Linked DNA regions of Homo sapiens: region 2 is linked to region 1. Evidence: chromatin loops called from intact Hi-C (ENCODE). Cell type or tissue: PC-9. All regions are shown on one strand.

The links. Peaks named below come from ENCODE experiments on the same cell type or tissue, not always from the same donor. Only the 100,000 strongest peaks of a DNase experiment are listed, where the experiment ranks them.
Region 2: a loop joins it to region 1, with 4 times the contacts of the local background. A loop is called at or near these places in 17 of 110 quality-filtered maps.

Annotation. Positions count from the first base shown.
Region 1 is chr15:33,289,121-33,297,120 of GRCh38, reverse strand. No RefSeq gene overlaps it. Among named protein-coding and RNA genes, the nearest start is that of RYR3-DT, 18 kb to the left of the region's middle. In PC-9, CTCF peaks have their summits at 3,998 and 4,199 (motif pointing left); DNase peaks (open chromatin) are centred at 2,960 and 4,220; H3K4me3 peaks cover 1,058 bases; H3K27ac peaks cover 1,348 bases.
Region 2 is chr15:33,605,422-33,613,421 of GRCh38, reverse strand. It overlaps RYR3 (ryanodine receptor 3), which reads right to left. Exons shown (of 104, transcript NM_001036.6): 19 at 47-239. Among named protein-coding and RNA genes, the nearest start is that of RYR3, 300 kb to the right of the region's middle. RefSeq lists an enhancer at 185-686. In PC-9, CTCF peaks have their summits at 4,380 and 4,582 (motif pointing right); no DNase peak of the experiment used is centred here.

The sequences.
Region 1 (8,000 bases):
CAGGAGTTTCCAGCTTGCCCTTCTTGACAGCTAACTGGCCCTACAGATTTGTACATGCCTAGCCTCCCTGTTGCATAATTTCTTGCAGTAAATCGGTATGTGTGTGTGGGGTGTGTGTGTGTGTGTGTATTCTGTTGAGTCCTGAATGACACAGCAGGCAGGAATATCCAATAGTTCTGATAGTGGTCTTTATACTGATAGGGAGAAGGAGGCATATTTTCATTTTAAAAGAATTGAATAACTAGAAGAAGTGAATTTTCTCATTTGAGTTTTCAAAGATACTATTTTTCCCCAGATGAGAATTCCAGATATCCCTCAAGTCATTCCACGCTGGCCACCTCTAGTTTGGCCTGAATTAGGCCTTGATAATATCCTCTTTAGACTTTTTCTGCCACTCCATACAATCAACACTTGCTTATCCTATTTTCCATTCTCTCAGGAAACTACTGACTAATCAATTGTTCTATTATTCTCTCTTATTCACAGTTATGTTCCTAGCTCCAAGTCTTGCACATTTATGTCACTTAATACAAGTTTATTTAAAGGATGATCAATAAATCTGAATTTAAATTGGAGCATTCAGTGTCTTCATCCAAAGATTAAACTAATCATCAGGCTCTTGCACCGTGAGGAGCCAGTGAAAGGGAGATAATTTGGGGCAGGAGGACCTCATCATGCTTCTCAAATCCTGCCATTCAGGTAGCTGCCTTGTAGGGCACCCAGAGTCATACCACATCTCTATATTTTTACCAATACATGGTCATAGGCTGATGTTAAGCCATGCAAGCTGCCTGTGCCCACACCCTACATAATGATAACTGGTCTCAAAGTGTGGCCTGAGGACCTCTAGGGGTCTCTGTGACACTTCCAGGAAGTTGGCTAGATCCTCCTTTTCCAACTACATACCCAGGTGAAGCATATTTTCTTTATATACTTGAATCAAAACAACATGTCACAACAGATTATAATTGAAGAAGAAGATAGAGTTGTGCTGTCTTTTATTAGGCCATTCAATACAATATTTTTTAAAAATCTAAAACAATGACATTTTTCTCACTAATCTGGGGGAACAATGCAGTCATTTTTCATAAAATACATGTGGATGTATTATCATTATTTTAAAATAACTTATAAGTAAATATTTTAAGTGATCTGTTTTAATCTTTCTTTTTTTTTTTTTTTTTTTTTTTTTTTTTGAGACGGAGTCTCGCTCTGTCACCCAGGCTGGAGTGCAGTGGTGCGATCTCGGCTCACTGCAAGCTCCACCTCCTGGGTTCATGCCATTCTCCTGCCTCAGCCTCCCGAGTAGCTGGGACTACAGGTGCCCGCCACCACGCCCGGCTAATTCTTTGTATTTTTAGTACAGACGGGTTTCACCGTGTTGGCCAGGATGGTCTCAATCTCCTGACCTCATGATCCACCCGCCTCGGCCTCCCAAAGTGTTGGGATTACAGGCGTGAGCCACCGCGCCCGGCCTGTTTTAATCTTTAATGTGGTAAATATTATTAGATGTAATCCACATAAACAAAAGCTCTTTGGGTTCTCAACAATTTTTAAGAGTCCAAGGAATCCTAAGAGCAAAAAGCTTGTTGAGTAACCACTGTTGTATACCATTGATTATGGTCTTGCTGAAACAAAAAGCAAAATGTGCCTTTATGGGTGACTGGCCCCAGGAATTGGGAACAGCTTAGAGTGGCCATGGAACCTCGAGTCCTCTCCTTCTTGCTAATGGCTAAATTCACACCAGAAGCCATGTTGTGTATATATTTTTTTATCTTCTACAGAATCCAGCAAGACTTTGAATGCCGGATACATACTCTGTAGGTATGGATTGATTGATATCTATTAATCTTCAATTGTATAAAATGTATTAATTTAGAATAAGGGGGCATCTGTCTTACAGCTCAAGAAGATTAATGTCCACCTCAAGGCTAAAACCTGAGCAGTTTGGAATACCCACCCTCCCACAGCCATTGCAGCTGTCATGTGAGTTCACTTGGTGAGAGATACAGACAGGAGAAACGTCCATGCACCATTCAAGCTGGAACCTGTTCTCTGCAGCCTGGTGCCTTTCATTGGTCCATAGAACCACAAAGCCCATCAGATTCTGGAATTTTCCTTCAGTTAGAGAAACTGGCAGGATATGAAACCTATTTTTACAGCATAAGTTCTTCAGTGAAGATTTATGACTGGTGAATAGAACCCAATGTGTCCTATCTGTGTACATGCTCTATTCTAGTACACTGTTCAAGTCCTGACTAGAGTATGGTTACAAATGCTGATTCAAAGCTCATCTCTATAGCTTACCAGCTGTGAGAACTTGAGCAAATTTCCTATACTCGACCGGCCTCAACTTCCCTATCTGTAAAATGGGAATAACAGTAATACTACCTGAAAAGGTTGTGGTGAAAATTAAATGATATAATGTATACCAAGTACTTATTTAGCGTGGGTGCCTGACACAGCAAAAGATCTGAAAAAATGTTAACTACTTTTTTGTGTTAGGCAGAATCATGGGGCTGGAAAGAGACTTTCTGTTCTTATTTGGTAGTTAATATTTAATATGCTACGCTCTAGAGAGACCAATTATTTGCCACTGCCCTTGCTAAGAATGGGAATGGAAAAAGCAGATCATGTCTTGCTTCTTTTTCATCCTCATCGACAGCCCAAAGAATGAAAATAGAAGGAGGAAAAGAATCTCTTATTCACTAAAGAAAATATGCCTCCACTTTGACCGTCTGCTGTGTGTGAGTTTGCGACAATCCCCTACTATCCAACAAGATTGTGTTTGTGTTTTAACAGGAGCTTCTCTCGCTAGAGCAGAAAGGACACAGCATTGGCCGGGCAGCATGTTTGTTTGTTTGCCCTGAGTCCTGGGGCAGCTAGTTATCTTGGGCAGAGTTAGTTTTCGGGTCTGGAGCCAGGAAAACACACTCCTTAATGCCCACATATTTGCAGTGCGACACATAGCTTGGAAGCTTGTCACACCTATTGCAACCGCTGCGTGACCTGTCTCCCAGGAAAGATTGTCTCCATGAGATATTCTTAGGGATGAATGCGGTGAGAAACGTGTACACCACTCGGGACAGCAGCCACATAACTTCAGAGGTTCGTCCGCTCACAGGCCCCTGCGGTCTGGGCTGTGCCGGTGGTCTGCCTAGGAAACTGCCTTCAGTACGCAGGGGACTGTGAGTTGCCCAGTAGCTGCATTTGAGAATCAAAGCACCGATTTCAGGCAGCGATAGGCTGTTTGTCTGGAGACGGGCGTGGAGACTCTGCTTTCATGTTCGCCTGCTGAAGGAATAGAAGGCAGGATGAACTCAGACTGAATGGCTGGCTCTGATATGTGTTTGAATGAAAACCAAAGTAAACACCACCATTTCACCAATGGCACACAGATGGACTCCTGCTTGACGCCACGAGAGGAAAACTAAAAATGAAATCAGCCAGAATAACTATTTTTGTTATTAGTTATAATGATTTTAAAACAAGCAATTCTATTGTTTTAAAAGAGAGCATCAAAATAACAGGAAAATTGGAAAGAAAGTAGCAATGTTATATAATGTCTGAAAATAAGCTAAAAAGAATGCACATGATTTCAGTGGAAGAATAAAAGTCCAAGGAAAGGATATAACAAAACTTTTTGTATGTGTCACAAGCTGCTCCCATCACTACTGAAGACAAAAGAGGAGAAAGTGGGTTTGTACTATACTGCTAGGAATTTGGGTTAGACCATGAGAGCACAGTTGCTATAATAACAGTGGGGAAGCGAACAGGGACAGTAATGGGATGATGCCTCATGAGGGTCCCTGTGTGTTTGGAGTGGCTCAGGGCCTCCTTTCCATCTTAGGCAGTGAGTTACAAATATTGCAGTGCGTTACTTTCTACATAATTATTTAACCTAAAGAAACACTTAAATGATGACCACCGCCTGCAATGAGGCAATAGCAAGGATTAAAAATAGCCAAGGCAAGGCATTAAAATATCAGGTAGCAAACAGTTAATATATGTCCTTAATGAATGAAACAAGTTTTTCGGAAGCAAGAAACTATGACTAGGAAGACTTGGAAAATTGTAGGCTTGTGTGTGCTGATTCTAATTTTCCATTGTATATGTTCTTGTTTGTAATTCCTTTCCCGCCCCTCAACCATTTAGGGCTCACTCTAGATTTTAACCCCTCCGGAGTCTCACACTTCCACATAATTAGGTTAGGTCGCCCTCTGGTGGCACAGAGCTAATCTATCTTCTGATAAAGCCTGTGTATCCTCTGCAATGCCTTAGATTTGAGCTAATTAAATATTCTGTTGGCGCTATCATATGTTGCAAATACAAACTGATACTTTTTAATGGAATGAAGAAACACTAAAGACCTAATTACAGTTTCTGTTTCATTTCTTGTAAAGACTTCAGGAAGCAATTTGGGATCTTGAAGAACCTAAGTAATATTCACTGTACTGTTCTATCAGAAATATGTCATTAATAGGGATTCTGTGTTACTGAGATTGATAGCATGTTTGATAAATACGCTTTCATTGTTAATGGCAAATAAAACACTCTGGCTTATAAAAAGATGACCTCAGCCAGGACAATCTTCATAAACCTACTTGAAATGGACTTGAAAAATAAAAAGGGCCAATAATCACTGCAAATATACAGGAGGTGAGAAAAAATTTTAATAAGTGAATAATTGAATTTTGAAAATTGTCCAAGCAACAGGCTTAATCAGCAGGCAGGGTGCTAGTGCTGATACCGTCTATCTAGCTCTGTGGTCTTGGATTCCATTAGATGTACCAATAGCCTTAAGCTAGATTTACGATTTTTTCTTAAACTACCTACAATGTTACTTGTAACCCAAAGAATCTCAATTAATAAATGCTCTCCAGAAGACTACAATCAGCAGAGACCCAATAATATATACATATACATTATAAAGGCAATTTAAACAACAAATAGCCAGGAAGACTTCCTCAATTATTCGGAATACATTGGGAAACATGGCAGAAGTGAGCATCAGATTTAACATGTAATAGGCACAGCTATGAGGAGAGAGGCTGATATTTAATCTCAAGCTCAGATTTTGAGGAAAAGGGCTGTGATGGATCTGGCTTTGGTCAGGAGCTCACCCTGCTATTACTGTAGCTGTGAATAGGGTAAATCAGGTGGGATTTGGGGCTGCAGCACGTAACCCAACAGATGTGAACTGCGAGGACAAATTCATATCAATCCTAGGGGGAATAAAGGAATAGTATCTTGCTTTAAGCCCTGACAAACATGTGTTTATGCTACTTCTGCTACTGTTAATAATTAATAGTGAAGTTGGTATTTTTTCTCACATTGAAATTAGGCAGTATAACTAAAGCCATATTATTGAGTTAATGTATTCTAACCCATGCCACAAAAAGATTTTATGGCCCTGTGAAGATTTCTTACAAAGAATATGGCATAGTAAAAAAAATTAATCTCAGATAAAAATGCATCTGAGCCTTCAATGTCAGCTATAAAATTCCATAATTTGAAAAAAAGTTAAATTTTAATAGAAGGATTTGAGACAGGAACAAATATCATTAACAAAATACTGTTTTACTGTTTTTGCCTAACATTTGTACGTTTCCAGCGTCTTTAAATTACACATTTACTATTTCCTCTAACACTGCAGGTAGTCGGATCCTTAGTTAATGTTCGTTTCATTAATTGGAGAAAGAAATTGAAGGATTTCTCAAGATCACATAAAATCTCTTAGAGAAGTCCACATGGTTTTTGTTTGATCCATCTATTCATCTATCCATCCATCCATTCATCCATCCATCCATACATTCATACATTTATTCATCAGATGCCTATTGAGCAAGTCTGTATAATATGTATGTACTGTTACAAGGGTAGCAAAGGTGAATTAGATATAATATCCCTGTATTCAAGGAGCTTGCAATATAGTAGGACCAATAAGACATGTATAAATTTAGAAAATAGGCTGACATGGGTGCTTTATACATTAACAGGATTGGAATTTCAGAAGCTAAAGGGATCTTACAGATTATGTAGTCCAATCTATCTCAAGAGTACATAAATATTCTGTAGAATATCTAGTATCCAAGAATTGTTCCTAACACTCTTAAAAAATATAGCATATATATAATCTGTATGATATAAATATAAAAGTATATATTATAAATTATATATAATTACATATTATATTTTTTAATTATACATATAAAATGATGGACTATTATCTATAAAAACAGTCATTTGCATTTGAATAGTTCTTATTGAGAGGAAATTTCTCTTATACTAAGCAAAAATCTTTACTTAATTTAATCTCTACTTAGAAAGCTATGCTATTTCTAACATTTTTTTCTATAACAGGTATTCACATATTGAACTCGTGTAGCCCTGGGTTATCCATTTTCCAGAAGAGGGCCTGAAAATCTTTCTGCATTCTGGTTTGCTTTCTGTAGAGGAACTAAATTTGTATGATTCTTAAATGTGATGCCTGAATTGGATCTATCTATTTAGAGTGTAATGGAGTCGCTTCCTCTCATGATATTTATTATACTGTACTCGTGAATTATGCAAAAGCATGTGCTTTTCTTGCAGCTATAACACGCTGATAGCTTGTCTTATACTTGAAGTCAACTAAAGCCTCAGGCCCTGCTGCTGCAGCCATCATCCTAGCCAAAGAGAGCATGGTGTGTGGTGGGAGGAGAGAGGGGGCAGGACAGGGCTAGTCGAGGAAATGCCTTTCGTCCTTGCTGGGTCTCAGGAACAGAAGCTGGGCATGTGGGCAGAGGAGTAAACAGGCCAGTCCTTGTCCTGGGTTTGGGGGCCCAGGCTAAGGAGAAAATAAAGAAGGAACTCCAATTTGAGGGTAGGCCCAAAAGCAACCGAGAACTAAAAACTTATTATCTGAGGAGCAAGTCAAGATAAATATTAACAGCCAAAGTGAAATGGCTTCAATAAGGGATAGACAAGGATAAAAAAGCAGGTTTCAGAGGTGGAATTCAGAAAAGTAACTTGAAGCAATTTTAGATCTTGTATGGGCTCACTCCTAGAGGAGGACCAAGCCTGTTCCAGCATCTTCAGACACTTAATCAACATTCACTATGTGCCACGGCCTGGCTAAGCACTGGATATAAAAGATGAAGAAGAACTGGCCCCAGTTGTTAGAGATCTCACAGCCTCCTCTGGGAGACGGATACAGGCCATATACCTATTCCGTAATGTGTTCACTACAAGGAGGAGGAACACATTGAGCTACAGAAGAAAAGCAAATAGCACAGGCTGGGTTGTCAAATTAGGCTCTGGGGAGGAGACTGAGTCTTACAGCATGGGGAGGAGTTAGGCAGATGAAAGCAGTGGGGAAGGAATATCTTCGTGGAAGAGAAAAGTCAAGTCAAAGCCAGAGAATGAGAAGCAGCATGATGTAAAAAGGAGTTACTTATAGTTCAGTGCTGCTGGATTGCCAAGTGTTGATCACTATGGTAATATATTTTTTCTTTTCCTGTACTTGAGAAGTTACCTTTAGAAACTAAGTAAAGGTCTTTACATTTATTGATTGTAATATGTATATTACTTGTCTTGCCCTTTCATAGTAGTCTTAGAATATTCTCAAAGTATTAAAGGATTATATTTACTACTTCCCAAGAGCTACAGATCATCTGAAAACCTGATAAACATTCTTTCTCTAGCTTTCTTCTAGCCCTTGAAACAAAAAAGTTGAACAGCACAGCAGCACCAAATCCAGAGCCCTTCAGTATCCTCTAAAGATATTCTGCAAAACTGACATTGACCCCACAGTCAACTGCCCACATACGTGGATGTTTAATTAGCTGACACTCTGCAGTAATGAGAGACAGTTTGGCTATCTATGGTCAGGAATGGCAGGTTAGGACAACTTAGAAAGGATCCTACATAAAAGTATACCTGCCAAAGGAGAGGTCAGGCATCAGAAGACCAATCCACATGTCAGAGCTGAAGGGAACTCAGTTCCAGATACAGGCAGC
Region 2 (8,000 bases), 320 kb before region 1:
AGGTGGGGTAACTGCTACTCTCCATGAAATCACAGCCATAACTTACTTGACACCTGCTGAAAAGCTCATCACAGGGAAGAAGAGCCCGTCTGTGTTGAAGTTCTCAAACATCCCCTGCACGGGCTGCCCATTGATGCGGAATGAGATGCTGGGCACCCCGAGGTCCAGGCAGCAGCTTACCACGTCATCCGATCTCAGGAGGTGCTGGTTGATGGAAGCCACAGCTCTGGGTATCCGGCCTGGTGAGGAAAGAACAGGAAGAAGGCTGTGGAACTCTGGAGGCACCTGCTAGGCTGAGAAAGGCTCAGAGGCCTCTGCGGGAGGTGGGGAGGTGTGATGGGTACTCAAGAGGTCCGGAGGTACTACTGCATTTGAAATGCAACTTTCCTTTTGTTTCCTTTTGTGTGAGATGAGCAATGAGAAATGAATTCCTAAGCTGGCGAGTGGGCAGACACCATGCCTGATTTGCGATGAGTCTCAGGGGAAATGCTCAAGCTGCTAAGAATGAGAAATAACAAAAACTTAATGTGCTCAATGAGTGTTCAGACTGTGGCCTGGTGTCTGAAGTAACAGACAGACTGCTTTTGCTGGTGTAGCTTGCTCTTCAGAAGTAGCTGGTGTGTGTGTCTGTTTAGTTGTAAGTGCCCAAAGACCTTCCTGTCTTCTACTTCCTCAAAAAGATTAGACTGCTGTAGAGTTGAATAGAGAAGCCATCAAAGAGAAGAATGGCAAGGCCATCTAGCCATTAAACTATGCTACATAGGCTGGGCACAGTGGCTCACGCCTGTAATCCCAGCACTTCCGGAGGCTGAGGCAGGTGGATCACCTGAGGTCAGGAGTTCGAGACCAGCCTGACCAACATGGAGAAACCCCGTCTCTACTAAAAATACAAAAGTAGCCGGGTGTGGTGGCGCATGCCTGTAATCCCAGCTACTCGGGAGGCTGAGGCAGGAGAATCGTTTGAACCCGGGAGGCAGAGGTTGCAGAGAGCCGAGACCGTGCCATTGCACTCCAGCCTGGGCAACAAGAGTGAAACTCCATCTCAAAAAACAAACAAACAAAAAAACTATGCTACGTAGTTTGCTTATTTGTTTTAAAGAACTTTATTATTTCGGATAAGCAGGAAAACACATTGCCAGTTATACTCTGAATTGATTAAAAAACTTCTTCACATCTCTTTCATTAGATGATTTATTATTTCCTGACTTAAAGTAGTGAGGAAAATCACCTCTCTGCTTTCCTATATCATCTTATTCTGGAAATTCTAAAAGTAAATATTAATAATTATAACCACCTACCCCTCCCCTCTCAGGTTTACATTTCTATTAGAAAGAGAGCAACAAAAGAGGAGTTAGGTTTTAAAATAGAGCTTCCAGCAAAAGATAAAAAGATATCTTGTTTCTTGATTACAGAAATAATATGTATTCATTATAAATGGTCACCATTTATACAGGAAAGTATACAAAAAGGCTGGGGAGCTCATGCCTATAATCCCAGCACTTTGGGTGGCCAAGGCAGGCAGATCGCTTGAGCTCAGGAGTTTGAGACCAGCCTGGCCAACATGGTGAAACTCTGTCTCTACTAAAGATACAAAAATTAGCTGGGCGTGATGACGTGCACCTGTAGTCCCAGCTACTTAGGGGGCTGAGGTGGAAAGATAGCTTGAACCCAAGAGGTGGAGGCTGAGGTGAGCTGAGATCATGCCACTGCGCTCCAGCCTGGGCGACAGAATGAGACCCTGTCTCAAATAAATACAAAAGAAAAAATATAACTCCATAAAAATTCTTCCAAATATATATGTACACACTCTATTTTGATGGAGTTATATATATTTTATGGAGTTATACACATTTTTTTTTCTTTTTGGAGACAGAGTCTCACTCTGTCGCCCAGGCTGGAGTGCAGTGGCACAATCTGGGCTCAATGCAAGCTCCACCTCCTGGGTTCACGCCAGGAGGCTGCCTCAGCCTCCCAAGTAGCTGGGACTACAGGTGCCCGCCACCACGCCCGCCTAACTTTTTGTATTTTTAGTAGAGATGGGGTTTCACCGTGTTAGCCAGGATGGTCTCGATCTCCTGACCTCGTGATCTGCCTGCCTTGGCTTCCCAAAGTGCTAGGATTACAGGCGTGAGCCACCGCGCCCAGCCCCACACACACACTTTTTATTCAAACTGGGGTATAGTAGGTTTTTGTAGCTTGTTCTACTAATTATATCTCAAACATTTTATTGTATAATACAATATTCATTAGAAATTTAATTTTAATGGGTGTATAATATGCTATGAAAAGGTAATTTAAAAAAATCCCCACCTGATGGATATGAGTTATTTACAAATTCTGTACATGTATCTTTGCTATAGAATATTTATAATCCCAGTTTAGAACTATTTAATGTTTTCTGTGCTTACTGCTAGTCTAGTTCAGGTTGAGCATCCTTAATCTAAAAATCCAAAATGCGAAATGCTCTAGAATCTGAAACATTTTGAGCACTGACATGATGGCACAAGTGGGGAACTTCATACTCAACCTCATGTGATGGGTCACCATCAAAAAAGTCAAAATTTTGTTTCATGCACAAAATTATTAAAAATTTTGTAAAAAATTACCTTCAGGCTTTGTATTTATGAAACATAAAGGAATTTTGTGTTTAGAGTTGAGTCCCATTTCCAAGGTATCTTATTATGCATATGCAAATATTCCCAAACCCAAAAAATCTAAAACCTGAAACACTTTTGGTCCTAAGAACTTCGAATAAGGGATACTCAACCTATAACAGATTCTAAACTAAGTGGTGAATTTTTAAATGGTAAAATCACTGTGCTCTTTTTAATTAATAAAAAAGATTAGGTAGCTCCCTCTAATTAATTTGGGTAATTGACAAAGCCATATTGCATTCCCTCCCACTCTTCCACAGGCAGTAATGAGGCTCTCCTATGTGCCAGATACTACACCTGGGACTGGGGATCAAAGACAGAAGACCCAACTCGTGCTCTTAAGAAGCCCATAGTCTGCTGGGAAATGGACATTTAAATACAAAATAATACGATAAATAATGGAATGAAGGTACGTATGTGTTGCCTTCTAGAGGGAGAGGAAGATGCCTGGGAATCTGTCTGGGAGCATGGGACAAGTTGAGACTTGGAAAATATAAAGGTCTCTAGAGAAATGAAAGGAAAGAGCAAGAGGAGTGTCTAACATAGTTGCAGAATGGCTGGAGTTTGGTAAGGCTGGAAGCTGAGGGTTAATGAAGGCTGGATGAGGGAGATATGGTGGGGCAATAAAGCTGGACAGGAGCATCCAGCTTGGACCACCTGCACAGCAAGAGTGCTGCTACACATAATGTACTCAATGCATATTGGCAAATAGTCTGGAGTGGCCTTAGACTCTGTTTTTATAACTTTAATACCTTGCTTCACCACTGAGAAAGAGGAACAACTTCCTCATTGAAGCACCTATAGGTAAAATTATTTAAAAAGAAAACAAAACTGAACCAAAGTTGAAGAGTGTGTAGGTTTGACATCTTTCACATTTCTCCATTTGAGGACACTGAGTACTCTTAGCTCACTGTATGGAGTTTAGATACCCAAGGTCCCAGGATCTTTTCTTCCTCCTGTTCAAGTCCTTGCTATGAAAAAAATCTATATATTAAAATTCAGCAAAGCTTGCAGTAATTGTCTCACTTTTAAGATTTATTTTACCATTAAAAACAATTTTTTTTCATTAGTTTAACTTCTGGAAAATATCACTGTAGTTACTTCAACTTTTTTTTGAGACAGAGTTTTACTCTGTCACCCAGGCTGGAGTACAATGGCACGATCTCGGCTCACTGCAACCTCTGCCTCCTGGGTTCAAGTGATCCTTTCACTGCAGCCCCCAAGTAACTGGGACTACAGGCGCACGCCACTGCCCAGATAATTTTTGTATTTTCAGTAGAGATAGGATTTCACCCCGTTGGCTAGGCTGGTCTTGAACTCCTGGCTTCAACTGATCCTCCCACCTCGGCCTCCCAAAGTGCTGGGATTACAGGTTTTCACCTCGTTGGCTAGGCTGGTCTTGAACTCCTGGCCTCAACTGATCCTCCCATCTCGGCCTCCCGAAGTGCTGGGATTACAGGTTTGAGCTACCACACCCAGCCTACTTGAACAAATTCTAAGAAATATTTGTGAACTGAGGAAGACCAGGAAATAATTGAAATGCTACACTGGACAATTGTCTTTAAAAGTATTCAGATCCTTGCTGGATAAAAATACAAATTCCAAGGTTCTTTAATGTTCTAAGAATCATACAAACTGGGACAAAACTGCCAAAGTTGAATCGTGACTCCAGTGTCCTCTCTCCCGTCCTCTGAGGGTTCACTGTTGGCTTCTATACTGGCCTGAGGCTCGGCCACTGAAGACAAAGAGCAGCTTTCATGGGGGATGCTCTTCATCTGCAGCAGGGCTTTCATACCAACAGGAGCTGAGCTCTGAACTTTATTTAGCCATAGCTGCCATATGCCCTCCAGAGGAAATATGGCTGGGAGAATTTCCCCCGTCTGGCTTATTCTTTCCATTGAAAATAACCACCAGGAGGAGCAATTATGCCCTCGTGGTGAAAGACACTGTCTTTTCCCACCTTTTCTCTAAGAGACTGGGCTCAACGTAGACGTTTCCTTTGGAACATTTGCTAAGAAAAGTTATAAGCAAATTGAATCCATAGGCTGGGCCTATTTTTAAAGCTTGTACAGTAGAGAACAGAGTTGGGACTAATATTATCTAGAAATGAAAGGGTAACTGTTGATAATCACTGGATATGAAGGATATACTTAGCAAGTGCTTAGAGCAATGTCCTGGGAAGACTATTTGGATAAGAGAGCCCATCTCATATCATATTCACACTGTAAAAGGTCATCTGACGACGTACACCTCACTTTAAAATGTGAGTAGTATGAAGAGTTTGAAATAGGAAAATGATGGAATGGTGGCATTGCTTTTGCATAGTGTGTGTTATAAATCTCCTCACATGCAGAGAAAGTAATCTCCACCCCTGTGAGGGCTTTCATGGCTTAATAATCATTTAGGAAGGGTCTTGTATTCCACATTTAGACAAGATGCAAATCCTTTTGACTGAGCTGCAGTGAGATAGCAAAGGGAGGTTGGAGGGGCCTTGGAATCACACAGGACTGAGTTCAAATCCCAAGCCCTTACCTGCTGCATGAACCAGGACCTATGATTTTACTAGAGGCTCAACTTCCCCATCTGTAAAATGGGCACAGTGGTACCCACAGGGATGCTATAAAGAGAGTTATTTGTAAGGTACCATTATTATCCTTTTCACTTTAATGAAGTAACTAAATGATGTCCTGTGTACCACTTAAGAGGCAGTTTATCGTAGTGGTCAAGGGGTTTCTGGAACCAGACTGCCTGGGCTCTAGTTCTGGCTCTGTCACTTAATGTGTGACCTTGGGCAAGTAACTTACCTTTGTGGACTCAAGTTACCTAATCTGTCAAACAGGAATAACGTCTACCTCATAAGACTGCTATGAGTTTTGAATCAATTAATCTATATAGAGCAATAGAAGAGCGCCTCGCACACTGTAACCCACAGCAAGTGCTATTTGTTTGTGTTTTTTTCAACTCCAGGAACCTTAATTATTAGGCTAACAGTAGAAAAGTTTGCCGGGACACTGTAGGAATATTATACCTTTTATAATATTAGAAAAAAATAACAATATGGGAAATTATAGCATTGAGGGCTGAATCCAAAAAGTGATTTAAAATCTACTTTCTTTATTCAAAGACAGTACTGAAAAACATGCACATTTTAAAGTATGTTTAATGTATTTGACCCTTTTAGAACAACCAGCAGAAATGTGACACTATGGAATGAAAAATCAAACTTGTTTCAGAGAGCTTTTCTAAGAGCAGCCTCAAGTGCTTTTTATGATATTAGGAACTCTGAATAACTCTAGAGACCATCCACTGCAAGAGGCCAGTGGTTCTTATCTCTGCCAGTCTCAAGAGGAAAAACCGTCCCCTGGTTTGGAGGCTCAGGCCCACCTGAAGTGCCCAGGAAGCTTGGAAAGGCCATTCCAAACCCGATAATATGATTTTTTTTAAAGGCCACTTAATTAGATGCTGCATATCTTCAATTAACCTCAGGGTGTATTATTACAGAATTTAGTCCCCTCTGATGAGTAACAAGGCAACTGGAAACAGCGATGCTCAGCACTTGCACAGGTCCAGGCACTGCAGAGTTTGGCATTATAACACAAGCACAAATATTTAGCCATTTGGAATGACAGGGGATCCAAAGACAGAAAAGCGCTGCTCTTCTGCAGCTACTCCTCGGATCTCGTCCACATAGGACTGGGGTTGGAAAGGTCTGAGTCACAGTGGGCTGTGTTTTATAAACAAATACCCTGGAACTCATCTTAGTTGGGAGACAGGTGAAGTCCCCTTGTGCAGATCTGACTGCAGAGGTAAATTATCTTGAGGAGTCAGTAGTCTTAATAAATCAGGAAACACAATTTTACTCCATTCATTCGCTTCCGTACTACTCATCTCTTGGGATGGTCAATTCTTTTGCTTATTTCAATTCTGAGGAGGAAAAAGTGGTTAAAGGGAAGGGGAGATATGATTCCTCCTATGAAACTTCCCCCAGCCAGTAACATACTGTGTAGGCTGCTCTGAGCAGAATTCACTCCCAACTGCTATCCTGAAAGCCCCATTGAGTCTCCATCCAGAGAGGGAAAGTGAGACCATCACGAAAAAGAGCCATTCCTCCAAAGAGAAGATCACAGTGTCTGAGTTGACCCTGGACTCTGTAGGGAGGGTTAGACAGAGTTGAGGAGGCAGATGTTCCCACAGCTGATGCCTGAAAATGACTTCCCAGGCTTCCATGGCTAAAAAGGCCTATTAAGGCTGCTTCTCCCCTACACAGAGAAAAAGCTCATTCATACTTCCAGGATGTCACTTTGAGAATTCTTTTCTCATTCAGCATGGAATGGGGGTTCTTTATTCCCTTAGATATTCCTGGGGTAGCCCTAACTGGGCTATTCTCATGGTCTTGAGTGAAGTACCAAGGACTCTGGATTTGGTCTTTATAACTGCAGTGCAATTCATAGATGACGATGGAAGGTAGCTCATATTTACTGTCTATCTAATGTGTGTCAGGGACTTCATATTTCTTATTTAAATTTCATAAGAATCTTATAGTATCCTCATTTTATCAGAGGAAAACTGAGTCTCTGAGAGGTTAATTTGTCCAATATAAAAAAAAGAAACATTAAGTGGCAGAGCTAGGACTCAAACCCAGGCGTAACTCCAAAGCTACGCTGTTTGTTCTTGACTTTCCATGGACAAAGTGTTAGAGGCACTGTAATTCTTTCCAACTACTGCAAAATCTATTGTACTTTAATAAGTATGTTAAAGACATACTTCAGTATGTTCAAGGCAGTGGCTTAATTTATGCACACAAATAACTTTAAAGGTAATGACCTGGGCATTTAAATCTCAAATAAAAGGAGAATAATTTATCACGACCACTTTCTAATATATCCCCCTATCTACCCACCATTCTCTCCTGTAGTAAGTTGGAGTGTTATTTCTGTTTCATTTCTTCATCAATTACCTTTTCATAAGATAGTCTGAAATTCATGCCTGTCCTGGTGGGGGACATCAACAGAAACTTTATTTCTTCAGCTGAAGAAATATTCCTGACATATTCCAATCCCTTCTGCAAGATATATGTTCCCTGTGTGCTCGTTGGAGAAGTCAGAATGATGCCCAGACCCAGGAAAGCTTTGGGTTTTGGTGAGAATGAAACGTATAAAACTTGGAGACACTGGTTTCTCCATGTCTCATCAGATGCTGGAGACTGAGGGATGAAATCCCTGGAGTGCACCTACATGCCAATATACCATCAAGTGCAGGCCATTTCAGAGAGCCACAATCAGTTTTTGAAAAGCTGAGTCACCAGCCTTCTTCCCACTTCTCCAATTACAGGAGCCACTGCTAGTG